Linked DNA regions of Homo sapiens: region 2 is linked to region 1. Evidence: chromatin loops called from intact Hi-C (ENCODE). Cell type or tissue: mammary epithelial cell. All regions are shown on one strand. Each heading gives the region's core, and the rest is flanking DNA. Links, peaks and the distances in the headings are about the cores only.

Region 1 (2,919 bases), core at 100-2,599:
GATAGGCTGGAACTTTTCCAAAGCCTTTACAAAATACTGAGGGAGAACAACGGGGACATAAACAAGAAAATACATGAAGCATAAACATGGTCAAGCTTGTGCAATATGTTAACAATCATAATATTTAGGGAATGAGACACAGAAGGGAGAAATGTTGTACATAATAACCTTGTTTGATAATTTTTAGGAACTGTATATACTTTATAAGTAATACACATTTATTTTGACATATACAGTATTAATTTTGGTCCTACCATAGCATTCTAGCTCCCATGGTTCACTCCACTTACAGACTTTCCACCTGATTAACTCTGAGACTCTTCCTTCTGTTCCTTTCTATCCCCGTCCCTCCCCAACAGGTCTCACGAACCTTCTGGGAAGAACAACGGGTGATAAGTTTGACCATTCAGTCAATAAATGTGCCAGCTATAATGCCAGACACAGTGATAAGCCATCAGTTACCTTCAATGCTTATCGATACCACTCAAATGCCTTTTCTCTTTGATAGGAGAAAAGACCAAGGGTCATTTCCTTAACACTTCTTTCTGTGTCCATCTAAAAAGTCACTTAGAATTATATGAAAACACACTTAATAGACTCAGTAATCTCTGCCAAGAAAAAGATCTTGGTTGAAAGAATTCTCAGCTACAACAATGACTGCAATCAAAAAGAACTCATTTACATACAAATGGATCTTCCCAAAGAAGGCAAAAAGGAAAATCCCACTTTCTGATTTGGAGCAGCAACAAGCCACTAATATAGTCAAGGCAAGGCAGCCTCTGTCCTCTGGATGCCTCCAATAAGATGACTAAGGGCTTTATCAAGCCCATCTAAGCTTATGACTATATTAATGCTCCAGTGCTCTTTATTTGAGCTCCGAGGAGCCACTGTTTTCCTCATCCCTCTCATCATCTAACCTGAGCTCAAGTATTCTCACCTGGGTGTGATTCAAATGGAGCTAGCCTTTACTTTCCTGGACACTCGTCTTCCTTAATCTGCCTCAGTTTCCTCAAGGAAGACAAAGATAAAACATCTGGAGACACCACAAATGAACCTCATCACAAATGAACCTCAAGCTGAGAAGAGCACTTCTGAGAGGCACTTCCAATACCACCCACTGACACCCAGCAGAGAATAGTCTGTGCTTGGGGAATTTACCTACTGCTACAGTTTTCAGACATCATTGGCCCATAAAGAAAAGACACTTAAACCTATAAGCCTCCTGGGTTTTGCTCTGGAGCCTCACTGGTCAGAGCCTTGCGTGAACTCCCTTGGAAAGTTGTCTGGGATCAAGGAGTCTGCCCTTGAGTCTCAGCAAGGGATGAGGGAGGCAGGACTTAATGGACTGAAAGAGAGAAGCCACCCATGTGGTCCAACAGTTCATCCTAGGAAATGACAGTCCAGTTGGTACACAACTACATAAACTTATATTCCAAAATCCCCCAAATTCACCACCAAGGCACTTGGCTAAGATAACCAATATACAATCAACCTAGAACCGTTTCAAGAATTTATTCCTAAAGAAACAGCAGGTGGCAGCAGAGTTTTACATTTTTTTTTTTTTTTTTTGCCCTTTGGACTGGAATGAAAACAAAGTGTCACGGAATAATCTCCTCATCTCTGAGTCAGCCAATTGGCCCAGAAACGGGCATATTGCCGTCTTGTAACGTGAAGAGTATAGCATCTTCTCAGAGTGGGCTCTGTGCACTTTGACAAGAGAATACAACATCACCCGCCACCCCCAGGCCAGAGACCTGCCTGGTTCTGTAGGCCAAGTAGGAAAATGACTGCCCCAGAATGACCAGATCACAGAGGCTGTGGCCCTGAGTTTCATATTCATTTTCCCAGTATCAAGGTGTTGCTCATTTACAATGTGGAGGCCCTCAAAGAAAACTGAGTATGATTAAGTGGAAGAATGCCTAGGAATTGAGTATACACCTCACAGCATTTTCACCATCTATTATGATATAATCCATGGCAGAAATGTAGGGGCAAAAAAAAGTGGAAAAGGGGAGTTAATAAAATCTGGTTTCTGGTGTACTTAGAGATTTAGAGATCTCTGAAAGCTGCATCACCACCCCACAGCTGCTGCAGCTTGGGCTCAGGAGCAGGCAGTGCCAAGACCACTGTCTGCTTTGGCCTCAAATACCTTCCTTGACTTAGTATTGTGCTTGGCTCCCAACTTCCAAGTTGTAGCTGGAAAGTTTCCATTGTCACAGTGTAGCACCAGAGTTGGAACCCAAGTTTTTGCTGAATTGTTTTGCAGAGCAAATCCAGTTTTGCCTTTAAGAAGTGACTGGTCAGCCGGGAGCAGTGGCTCACGCCTGTAATCCCAGCACTTTGGGAGGCCGAGGCAGGCAGATCACGAGGTAAGGAGATCAAGACCATCCTGGCTAACATGGTGAAACCCTGTCTCTACTAAAAATACAAAAAATTAGCTGGGCGTGGTGGCAGGCGCCTGTAGTCCCAGCTACTCAGGAGGCTGAGGCAGGAGAATGGCGTGAACCCGGGAGGCGGAGCTTGCAGTGAGCCGAGATTGCGCCACTGCACTCCAGCCTGGGTGACAGAGCGAGATTCCGTCTCAAAAAAAAAAAAGAAGTGACTGGTCAGTTTGTTCCATCCCAAAATGGTGATTCAGAACTCTCTCAGACACACCTTAGACTGAGATACTTTTTTTTTTTTCCCCTTAGATTAGAGAAGGAGGATTTCCTTATGTTGCCCAGGCTGGTCTTGAACCCTTGACCTCAAGCAAGGCTCCTGCCTCAGCCTACCAAAATGCTGGGATTACAGGCCTGAGCTGCCTCACCCAGGCTGAGATGTTTAATTTCCATCCAAGAGGAAACTTTCTTATCATTTAAAGTAGAAATGGAAGGATGGAAGAAGGTGGGGGTAGGGCTGGAGGAATTTTAATTGTTATTA
Region 2 (2,919 bases), core at 91-2,590, 140 kb after region 1:
AAGATTTTTTAGAGAGAATGTCAAAACCGTGACTGATTAAAGTTTCTCTGGATTTCCTGAAAAACCTTGAAAAATAGTATATAACCATGCAGAAAAGGTGGATAATACAATAGCAATAAGCCCCATTTTTTTTAGAAGTTTCCCTTGGATCTACAGAATCTTTGGATGCTACTTGGGCCTTCTAGTTTTTACTATTTACCATTGGAAAGGAGGAGGACGCTGGAAGAAATGAGAGGATGTGGGACGCTTTAAGCAGCGCTTTCACCTAGAAAGGGAGAGCAAAGTTTACTCAGGTGTTATTTTTGCCAGATGCCAGGTTTTCTTCTTCAAGCCAGAATTTTGGGTATATTAGAAAATGTGGGGTGATGATCACCCTGGGCAACATGGTGAAACCCTGTCTCCACAAAGCATAGAAAAACTGGCCAGGCACAGTGGCTCACGCCTGTAATCCCAGCACTTTGGGAGGCCGAGGCGGGCGGATCACAAAGTCAAGAGATCAAGACCATCCTGGCCAACATGGTGAAACCCTGTCTCTACTAAAAATACAAAAATTAGCTGGGCGTGGTGGCGCGTGCTATAGTCCCAGCTACTCGGGAGGCTGAGGCGGGAGAATCACTTGAACCCAGGACACGGAGGTTGCAGTGAGACGAGACATCGCCACTGCACTCCAGCCTGGCGACAGAGCAAGACTCCGTCTCAAAAAAAAAAATTAAAAAACAACAAACAAACAATAACAACAACAACAACAACAACAAAAAGACATAGAAAAATTAGCTGGACATGGTGGTGCTTGCCTGTAGTTCCACATACTTGGGAGGCTGAGGTGGGAGGGTCGCTTGAGCCCAGGAGGCAGAGATTGCAGTGAGCCGAGATTGCACCACTGCATTCCAGCCTGGGTGACAGAGTAAGACCCTGTCTTAAAATAAACAGACAAAAAAAAAGTCAGGTGATTTTGACAATAAGACTTCTTTCTTGAAGTTTTGATTGCTGTAAATGGTAGCCAACTTGAGATATTAAAATCATTATGTGAAAGACTTTGTGATATGCAAGAAAGAATACTGAACTCTAGGATTTTATGTATCTGTATGTTTATATTTATGTATATATAGAGAGGTGTATATTTAAATACATAATTTGCTTATAAAGGACAACAGCAATTTGAGAGAACACCATCTCTCTAGGTCATTCCTGTAGGTCATCTCTCTAGGTCTACTTTCAAAGGTACGTAAGGAATGAATTTTTATATTACCTACCCCCCCATTTTGATCTCATAAAGCTTTTTGTCGAATTATACATCTATACATCCATACATCCTAATTACTGTACGAAATATGTTTACATCTTTTTGCTTGACTTTGAATAATTCTTTGAGAGTTTCCAGTTACGGATATTACCATGTATGGTCATCTCCTTGTAACTTAGCTTAATTTAAAGTACCTTTAAGCTAGCCAGAATAACTTGCAAATCTGTTGATTTAATAAGATGAAGTATTTGGTGGCCTCTAGTGGTACTTATGTGTCTATAAAAAGTCACCAATGTACAAAATTTTAGGGTGAGAGTTACTAAGGTGACAAAGTAAACACATATGTGTATTTATTGAAGAAAAGTTTTTTAGTCTTTGAGAACTAAAAGCTCATTAATCAAATATAAATTTATCAATGATATGGCTGTATCTACTTTTATAGCAAATTATTATCACCACTAAACTTTCCTCACTTTCAAGAAATGCCTTGGAATTATACTCATATCTCTTAATTGGGAGAATTTTTATGTAACTTGTATTTAACATTCAGAAATAGTTTACTATTGCATTGAATTGAGATGTGTCCAGGAAGGAGGATGGTGGGAATATTTCTGACCTCTTTTGAAATGTAATGAAAGCTAAAAAGGGAGTCACAATTTCATAGATTAATTATAAAGATAAAAGTCCTTAGTAAAATGTACTTTTTTAAACAGTTAATTCTGGCTAACTCTTAAAGATACTTTAAGTCTGGCCAAAAATTATCTAGAATCTGAACTGCATGTAGAAATTTAGAAAAATCACTTCAAAAATTGGGAAAATTTGTATAAAGTTAAGATTTAGAAAACCAAAGAGAAAAGTGACAGTTTTAGGTAAGTTATATTTATTTCTTAAATGCTAAAATTCATTCATTAAAAAAATTAGAAATTGAAATCTCAGATTTCATAGCTTGCTCAGTGTTATGTAGCTACTTAGTAATTGCTGAGATGATAATAAAACCCTGGTCTTTTGATTCTCTGCTAAAGCTTTTCTAAAACTATTCTGCTAGTAGTATTATATGAGAAAGCTGATTTTTAAAAAAGTTTTCTTTATTTCTGATACTTAAAAAATTAATAGACTAAGCCCTAGATTCCAATTAGGATGGTTTAAGTGGCGTTAGAAAGACACTTAGAGAAAAAGCATTTTAACATTAAAATCAGAAGAGTGTAATGACATGAGTACTCGGTGCTTAGAGAGTTGGCAGCTTTTATTTTTTCCAAAGATAGACCATATTTACCAGAAAAACCTCTAATATCTGTGAAATTAGGAATAGCTTTGATTATGACAGCCACAGTGTTCTAATGAAAAAGTTAGATTTTACTATTGGATTCAAAACCAAGTGAAAGATTTCAATAAAGCTAAGGAATGCATCAGAGTCTCTTAACAGCAGCAGAATTGATCAAGTGGAAGAAAGAATTTGTGAGCTTGAAGACAGGCAGAACACCAAAGAAAAAAGAATGAAGCATACCTACAAGATCTAGAAAATAGCCCCAATGGGGCAAATCTAAGAGTTATTGGCCTTAAAGAGGAGGTAGAGAGAGATAGGGGTAGAAAGTTTACTCAAAGTGATAATAACAGAAAATTACCCCAAACTAGAGAAAGATATTAATATTGAAGTACAAGAAGGTTATAGAACAGCT

The links. Hi-C counts contacts between places; a loop is a spot of excess contacts. Peaks named below come from ENCODE experiments on the same cell type or tissue, not always from the same donor. Only the 100,000 strongest peaks of a DNase experiment are listed, where the experiment ranks them.
Region 2: it touches region 1 in a loop (19-fold over the local background); 2 of 110 quality-filtered maps call a loop at or near these places.

Annotation. Positions count from the first base shown.
Region 1 is chr11:10,321,822-10,324,740 of GRCh38, reverse strand. All of the region lies in intron 1 of CAND1.11 (a long non-coding RNA gene), which reads right to left. Among named protein-coding and RNA genes, the nearest start is that of CAND1.11, 15 kb to the right of the region's middle. In mammary epithelial cell, for the core only: a CTCF peak has its summit at 1,522 (motif pointing right); a DNase peak (open chromatin) is centred at 1,610; H3K27ac peaks cover 677 bases.
Region 2 is chr11:10,180,572-10,183,490 of GRCh38, reverse strand. The region is part of intron 2 of SBF2 (SET binding factor 2); the gene reads left to right. Among named protein-coding and RNA genes, the nearest start is that of SBF2, 110 kb to the left of the region's middle. In mammary epithelial cell, for the core only: a CTCF peak has its summit at 1,496 (motif pointing left); no DNase peak of the experiment used is centred there.